Linked DNA regions of Homo sapiens: region 1 is linked to region 2. A link is an interaction called in ENCODE POLR2A ChIA-PET data of the cell type or tissue named here. Cell type or tissue: Caco-2. All regions are shown on one strand. Links, peaks and the distances in the headings refer to the core of each region. The heading gives the core; the rest is flanking DNA. Region 1 holds the start of C1orf146 (chromosome 1 open reading frame 146). Region 2 overlaps BTBD8 (BTB domain containing 8).

Evidence for each region. ChIA-PET counts read pairs that join two places held together with the same protein. Peaks named below come from ENCODE experiments on the same cell type or tissue, not always from the same donor. Only the 100,000 strongest peaks of a DNase experiment are listed, where the experiment ranks them.
Region 1: POLR2A ChIA-PET joins it to region 2 with 10 read pairs; 3 of 35 experiments call an interaction of 5 or more read pairs at or near these places.

What each region holds. Positions count from the first base shown.
Region 1 is chr1:92,214,311-92,218,709 of GRCh38, forward strand. It overlaps C1orf146 (chromosome 1 open reading frame 146), which reads left to right and starts at 3,605. Exons shown (of 6, transcript NM_001012425.2): 1 at 3,605-3,738. In Caco-2, for the core only: no CTCF peak of the experiment used is centred there; no DNase peak of the experiment used is centred there.
Region 2 is chr1:92,161,209-92,165,607 of GRCh38, forward strand. All of the region lies in intron 9 of BTBD8 (BTB domain containing 8), which reads left to right. Among named protein-coding and RNA genes, the nearest start is that of C1orf146, 55 kb to the right of the region's middle. In Caco-2, for the core only: no CTCF peak of the experiment used is centred there; no DNase peak of the experiment used is centred there.

The DNA.
Region 1 (4,399 bases), core at 281-4,280, 53 kb after region 2:
GAGAGCATGCCAGACATAAAAGCTGGTGCAAAATCCCTGAGGCAGGTGCATGCCTGACAGTTAAAAGAAGCAAGGAGGGGGCCAATGGGCCTGGAACAGAGGATGCAAGTGGGAGAGATAGTAGCAGATGAGGCCAGATGGGTAATGGGATGATATGGTTTGGCTGTGTCCCCCACCCAAATCTCATCTTGAATTGTAATTCCCATAATTCCCACGTGTCAAGAGCAGAACAGGTGGAGATCGTTGAATCATGGGGGTGGTTTCTGCCATGCTGGTTCTCATGATGGTGAGTGAGTTCTCACGAGATCTGATGGTTTTATAAGGGGTTTTGCCCTTCACTCGGCACTCACTCCTTCCTGCCGCCCTGTGGGGGAGGTGCCTGCTTTTCTTTTGCCTTCTGCCATGATTGTAAGTTTCCTAAGTCCTCCCAAGCCATGTGGAACTGTGAGTCAATTAAAACTTTTTCCTTTATAAGTTCCCCTGTCTCAGGTATTGCTTCGTAGAAGTGTGAGAATGGACCAATACAGGGGAATTGGACCATGTTGGCTATCATAAGGATTTTAGCTTTAATTCTGAGAGGTTTGAGAGCCATTAGATGGTGTTTGTTTGTTTGTTTTGTTTTGAGACGTAGTTTCACTCTTGTTGCCCAGGCTGGAGTGCAATGGTGCAATCTCGGCTCACCACGACCTCCACCTCCTTGGTTCAAGCAATTCTCCTGCCTCAGCCTCCTGAGTAGCTGGGATTACAAGCATCCACCACCATGCCTGGCTAATTTTGTATTTTTAGTAGAGACAGGGTTTCTCCATGTTGGTCAGACTGGTCTTGAACTCCTGACCTCAGGTGATCCACCCGCCTCGGGCTCCTAAAGTGCTGGCATTATAAGCGTTGAGCCACTGTGCCTGGCCTGTTTTTTTATTTTTTTTTTTTTGAGAGCAATTATATGGTTTTAAGCAAAGGAAAGACACAATCTGACTTCTGTTTCAAAGGATTACCCTGGTTGCTATGTTGAAAAAAGACTTTAGGGGCAAGGTGAAAACGGAAACCTGTTAGGAGTCTATTGCAATAATCCAGGTGAAAGCTGATGGTGGCTCAAACCAGAAAGGTGGTCAGGCTCTGGATATATTTTGAAAGTACAGGCAACAAGACTTCCTGATGGCTGAAAAGGGTATGTAAGACAGTCAAAGTATTTAAATAAAATATGTGTAATCTTTAATTGAGATAAGGAAGACTATAGATGGTGCAGCATTGGGAGGGGAAGTCAGAAGTTCAGTTTTGGACATGTGAAATTTGAGATGTCTATTACTGGAAATATTAAACAGCAATTGGTTATACCAGTTTGGAGTTCAGGGGAAAGGCCAGGGCTGTAGATAGATATTTGGAATTTGTCAGCACATGGATGATATCTAACACTATGAGTTAAGGAGGACACCAAAGTAACAAATATACCCAGAGAAGAAAAGAGGTCCAAGGACTGAGCTTGCGGCACTCCAAGCAAGATTAAAAGGTTGGGTTTTGAGGAAGAACCAATAAGGATGCTGATAAATGGCCAGTGAGGCTGGAGGGAAACCATGAGAGCATGATATGGGGAAGCCAAGGAAAGAAAGTTTTTCCAGGAGGAGGGAATGATCAACTGTAACAAGTACTGCTGATTGACCAAGTAAAATTAGTATTGACAGCTGTTTGCTGGATTTACCAATGACTTTGACATGAGCAATTTCTGTGGTATGGTGGAAATGAAAAAGTCTGATTGGAATAAATTTGATAAAGAATGGGAAAAAAGGGCATTAGCAACAGAAATTATAGACAATCCTTTTGAGTTTTTCTGTAAAGAGAGCAGAGAAATGGATTGTTAGCTGGTGTGGGAGAGGAGATTAAGAGATTTTAAGATGAGAGAAATAATGGCATATTTATTTGCTATTGAGACTATTCAGTGGAGAGGAGAAAATTGAAGATTGTAAGAGTCAGGAAATAATTGGTGGATATATATATATATATATATATATATATATTTTTTTTTTTTTGAGACAGTTTTGCTCTGTTGTTCAGGCTGGAGTGCAGTGGCATGATCTTGGCTCACTACAACCTCTGCCTCCCAGGTTCAAGCAATTCTCCTGCCTCAGCCTCCCAAGTAGCTGGGACTACAGGTGTGCACCACCACACCTGGCTAATTTTTTGTATTTTTAGTAGAGATGAGGTTTTGCCATATTGGCCAGGCTGATCTTGATCTCCTGACCTTGTGATTCACCTGCCTCAGCCTCCCAAAGGGCTGGGATTACAGGCGTGAGCCACCGCGACTGGCCGGTGGAGCTATATTCTTGGGTAAGCAAGAAGAGATGGGCTCTGTTGTCCATTTGAGGGCTGGCCTTACATAGGATTATACAGTTCACCTACTATAGTTGGAAAGAAAGCAGAATCTGGCATATAGATGTTGGTAGATTGGTAGGTGGACATCTGTGGAACTTCGTTTCTGGATGCTTTTATTTATCTCATTTGAATAGTATTTAATATTAAATACTAAATACTATTAAAATCATAAATCTTTATGAAATATTAGCAGTAACTATTTCACTTCAGCCGAAAATGAAGATGAGGAATAAGTTCTGGAGATTTGAAGAGAGGAGGAATTGTCTTAGTCCATTATGGCCACGATAACAAAATACCTTAGACCAGGTAATTTATAAACAAGAGGCCAGGTGTGGTGGCTTAACAAACTGCCCAAATGAGGCAGCAAGAGTGCACCTAATTTTAATATCAGTTATACAAAATGCCAAACATACAAAATGGTTATCACAGGGAAAAATTAACAGCACATCACAAGTGTGCTCCAAAGGATTTTTCCTGGAGCACCTTTCTTTCTACAGGAATACCTGTTTTACAAAGTAAGGCACATAGTTTTGTATCCTAACCATTAGGCTCAAGGCAAGTAGTGGTCTTTGTCTTTTTACATTTTTATGATTGTGACACTTAATAAATTGCTGAGCTTCAATTAGGTCTGAACATAATGGGGTCCTAAAAAGCAAACACACAGGCCCCTGTATGTCCTTTTGACAGCTGCTCATGAAAATCTACCTTTTTCATAATTTGGATAAACTGAAGGCCACTTTGATTTTATGTTGCAAATGACAGAAATCTAAGAATTGAGCCTGAATTTTAGAAAACTGTGAAAATCAATTCCGGACAACTGAGTCTAACACGCAAAAATCTTGTTTTTTTTTTTTTTTTTTTTTTGAGACGGAGTCTTGCCCTGTCACCCAGGCTGGAGTGCAGTGGTGCGATCTCGCTCACTGCAACCTCCGCCTCCTGGGTTCAAGCGATTCTCCTGCCCCAGCCTCTCGAGTAGCTGGGATTACAGGTGCGCGCCTCCATGCCCAGCTAATTTTTGCATTTTTAGTAGAGACGGGGTTTCACCATGTTGGTACGCTGGTCTCAAACTTCTGACCTCGTGATCCGCCCACCTCGGCCTCCCAAAGTGCTGGGATTAGTGGCATGAGCCACCGCGCCAGGCCTACAAATCTTGTATCTTCTTAACCACTTCCGGCTTCCTGCAAACCTCGCTCTAGGGAGCCAGAAGCGCGGAAAAGGTTTGCGGGGTCTGCGGTTGCGCAGAAGCCCAGCGACTGCAGAACCCTGCCCCAGGCACCCTGGGCGCTCTGCCCTACCGGCGGCGCCTCTCACTGCTCACGGAACGTTCTGGAAGTTTGGGAAACCCTGAGCGGTCTCTGAGGACCTGGTGAGCAGGTGGGTTTGCAGCGCTGGGGATGAGGCCTCGGCAGACCTGTCTCTTCGCGTTTTTCTTTCTTCGTTCTTCGCCGGCGTAGTGCTCTCTGACTTGCCGAGCTCAGAGCTTTACCTCAGGGCTTTGGCGGGTGAGGGGAGGAGATCCTGCCCACCCTATTTTCCCCTTGAGAATCGGTGTGGAAAGGGCTCCCTCGGGGTTTTCCCTGTCAGAAGTCCGTCACCCACCTGCGAGTGTAAATTTTATTTGCTTTAGGCTTTGTTGGTCACTCCGAAAAGTAAAGAATGGAAGAGACCGTGAAGATCCTTGTAGGCCGGCGCCTCACTGGACCCGTGAGGAGACTGAGCAGGGAAAGTGACTTGCTGGAGATGATGGGGCAGTGTTAAACTTAAATTTGCAAACACTCCAGAGCTTGGAAAAAACAAAACAGTAGCAACAAAAGCCCAGAATACCAGGGCCTTGGAACTGGCAAAGGTTTAAGAGGCCACTGGGCCCACGCTTTTTGTTTTTATTTTTAATTTAACTTTTATGTTAGGTTCAGGAGTCCGTGTGCAGGTGTGTTACATAGGTTAAACTCGTGTCACGGGAGTTTGTTGTCCAGATTCTGTCGTCCCCCAGGTGCCCATTAGTGACTGTCCCTCCTCCACCTTCTGGTCCCCCGGT
Region 2 (4,399 bases), core at 273-4,272:
AAGGAGGGTTTAGGGCTTCCTATTCTGCCATCTTGCTGATGTCACTTCTCCTCAAGCAGTCTTCTTAAGCCTTCTTTAGTTCTAATTCAGTTCAACCACATGTGCCATGGAAGGTACTCTAATCCATCAAATATTTCTTTGTCATCAAGGGAGATATGAAAGTGCTGCTACATTAGAGTATAACATGGAGAATTTTTAAATATGTTTTAGTGTGAGGAACTTTAAATTTTTACCCTTCTTTGTCACCAAGTCAAAAGACAGATAACAGTTCATATGATATTTATAACACTAATTTTCCTAATATAGAGAGTTTCTACAAATTGATTTTTAAAAATCAAAGCGAAACATAGGATAGTATTAGATAGTTCACTAAGGAAGTACAGATACCTCTTAATTTGATGAGCAGATCCTGAACTTCATTTATTTAAGAGAAGTGGACGTGAGAACTACCATGTCAGACCATTTTCTACCTTTCAGAATGATGAAAATAAATTTTCACTGTGTTAGTAAGAGTATATGGGATAAATATTCTGATTTATTCCTGGGAAGGTCATAAATTAGCACAACTTTTTCTATGTTTCCTAAGCTTTTTATCTGTGACCCAGAATAAAAAGATGTTTTTTGTTTGTTTGTTTTGTTGTTGTTTTCATTGTAACCCAATACACTGACACATATAGAACAGAAACACAAGTTTCACAAAAGATCTCTTAGCCTTATTACATATGATGTACTGGTGTTTTCTATGTTTCTTCTTCCTTTTTTTGTCTTCCTCACCCACCCACCCCCTTCTTTCTTTTGTTTTCTAGTGCTGATTGTGAACCGCTAAATACATTTCTCTAGGTTGCTATGGAGGAATCTACCACTTGAAAAACAGTGCTCCATTGATTGTATATTGGCAGCGTTTTGGATACCCCTGGTGTCCCACCTCATAGCCTCTTGGCCCATGTTTGTACTCAAACTATTGCTGCAGCATCTAGCTGCACATGGATGTGATTCTGACAGCACTTTCCCTCAGCCACATCACATACACATCTTTCTCACTTTCTGTACTGAGGCTTCACTGCTACACCACATGAGATACCTGCAGCTCAGCAATTCTGAACCTGTGCAAACCTGGCAGTGAAAGAGAGTTCACATCCCTGAGGGCAAGCCTTGACCAATGGGAGATGAGAGCCAGTGGTTAATATTTCATTGTTCTGTCTGTTGGATGGATAATTCAAAGTATGTCCTTCATAGCTCTTCAGGAGGTCCCCAACAAGATTGAGTCCCAGTTGCCTACAATAGTGAATTCTATATTAGTGTTTTTCGAACTTTAATGTATCTACAAAACACTTGGGGGTCTTGTTTAAATGCAGATTCTAATTCAGTAAGTCAAGGGAGGATACAGAGATTGTGTATTTCTAACAGGCTCTGGCTAGCTGATGCCACTTTGAATAGCAGAGAGCTAGAAAATACACCCTTGAATTGGCTTTTCTTCCTTTCTTCCCTATTGCACTCTTCCAGCACCTCAGATCCCCCAGGATCACTTCACAAATAAACTGCATATAAGCCTGTTTCTCAGGCTCAATTTTTAGGCAGAACCCAGGTTAAGAGAAGTAGTATTGACCCAGCAATTCTACTTCTAGAAATGTATCTTGTAGATATTTTCACATATTTGTGAAATAATGTTATATACAAGGTAAGTCATTACGACATCATAGCAAAACTGGAAACAATGTAAATGTCTTTAAGTAGAGGACTGGTTAAATGACTTGTGATATATCTATATTATGGACTATGACATGGCTATTAAAACAAATATATATATATACACTGGTAAGAAAAATATTCAAGATGTGTGCTAAGTGTAAAAGGCAAGATACAGGGCCAGGCGCGGTGGCTCATGCCTGTAATCCCAGCACTTTGGGAGGCCAAGTCAGGCAGATCACGAGGTCAGGAGATCGAGACCATCCTGGCTAACACGGTGAAACCCCGTCTCTACTAAAAAATACAAAAAATTATCCGGGTGTGGTGGCAGGCACCTGTAATCCCAGCTACTTGGGAGGCTGAGGCAGGAGAATGGCGTGAACCCGGGAGGCGGAGCTTGCAGTGAGCCGAGATCACGCCACTGCACTCCAGCCTGGGCAACAGAGAGAGATTCTGTCTCAAAAAAAAAAAAAAAAAAAAAAAAAAAAAGGCAAGATACAGAGTACTGTGCATATTAATGCCTTCATTTGTATAAAATAAGAAAATTACATATATGTTTTGTTTGTATATGCATAAAATAACTGGAAAGATAAGGGAAAAAATAATATTGGTTGTAAAATGGATGGTTTGGGGACAGGAAGGAGAGGAAGACTTTTCCTAGAATGTCCTTTATACATTTGAAAATTTTTTTTTTTTTAGCAATAGCAAGGTTTATTGTTTATTGTGAAGAGCGAAAGGACAAAGCTTCCACAGTGTGGAAGGGGACCCGAGCAGATTGCCCTACATTTGAAATTTTTAAACTGTCGTTGTGTTAACTGTTGAATTAAAATTTAAGTGTTTGGTCTGAAAGTATTACTTCTGTTTCTTTGAATCTCGAGGTACTCTAACATTTAATGTTTATCATATATTCAGATGAGTATGGAATAAGATCATGTATCATCTATGTTATTTAACTATGTCCATATTGTAGTTTTCCAAGCTAAATTATGACAATTATACTCTATATCTGTGGTTTTTAAAAAAATGCTACTGTCAGAGCACATCACATTATGTATATAGTAAGCACTTTGTAGATACCTGCCAAATTTATTTAAATACCTTACATTTGGCTTCCCTACCAGAGCAGTGCCTGCAGTAGAACAAATTGAGCTTATTGTCTAAAACTCTTAGTAATTGTACAGTTACTCAGGAAGTCACTGGAAGAGGAAACGACAATGGTCCTAAAAATTAGACGAATTATAGCAAAGTATGACTTTTTAAAATTTTACTCAAAGCAGTGGGAGAATATAATACATTTTTAAAGGATTATTGGCTGGATGCAGTGGCTCACACTTGTAATCCCAGCACTTTGGGAGGCCGAGGTGGGAGGATCAGTTGAAGCCAAGAGTTCAAGACCAGCCTGGATAACATGGCAAGACTCCATCCCTACAAAATTTTTTAGAGCTGGGCGTGGTAGCTCACACCTGTAATCCCAGCATTTTGGGAGGCCAAGGCGGGTGGATCACTTGAAGCCAGGAGTTTCAGACCAACCTGACCAACATGGTGAAACCCCATCTCTACTAAAAATACAAAAAATTAGCTGGGCATGGTGGCGTGCACCTGTAATACCAGCTATTTGCATGACTGAGGCACAAAAATTGCTTGAACTGGGGAGGTGGAGGTTACAGTGAGCCGAGATTGCACCACTGCACCCCAGCCTGGGTGACAGAGCGAGACCCCGTTACGGCGAGCTGAGATCGCACCACTGCACTCCTGCCTGGGTGACAGAGCAAGACCCTGTTTCACATGGCGGGGTCTTGCTCTGTCCCCCAGGCTGGAGTGCAGTGGTGCGATCTTGGCTCACTGCAAGCTCTGCCTCCCGGGTTCATGCCATCCTTCTACCTCAGCTTCCCAAGTAGCTGGGACTACAGGTGCCCGCCACCACGCCCAGCTAATTTTTTATATTTTTGTAGTTTCACCGTGTTGACCAGGATGGTCTCAATCTCCTGACCTTGTGATCTGCCCACCTCAGCCTCCCAAAGTGCTGGGATTACAGGTGTGAGCCACCTCACCTGGCCAGTACTTTTTTTAAAAAAAATTAGCTGGGTGTGGTAGCATGCACCTGTGGTTTCAGCTACTTGAAAGGCTGAAGCAGGAGAATCACTTGATCTCAGGAGTTTGAGGCTGCAGTGAGCCATGTTCAAGCCACTACATTCCAGCCTGGGTGACAGAGCAAGACTTGTGTCAAAAAAAAAAAAAAAAGAATTATTAGTAAATGGTTAAAATTTTTAGTTTTGAAGTTGAAAGATTAAACTTGTTATCTTAGAGATTGACTGATAGACTCTGTCACCAATCATATTAAAAGATCAGCAAATAAATTTTAGTGTCTACTATGACCCAGTTTTATACTAGGCCCTGAGGATACATTGGTGAGCTAAAACAGAGGTAGTTTTACACTCATTGAACATACAGCCCAGTGAGGGAGACAGACATTAAATAGTAATGTTCATGTTTGATTAATTACAAATGAATTAAATGCTCTAACAAAAAGCAACAGATTTTCTTATAGTGTGTATAAAAGAAATCTGATGTAGATATATGGTATCAGGGAAGATGTAGTGCTTCTGGACCTAAAAAAAAAAAAAACAGAGGCTGTGCAGAGTCCACATCATGCTGTCCATGTTAGGTATTTCAGTCATTTCCAGATTTATCAATGATCTATTGCTGTGTAACA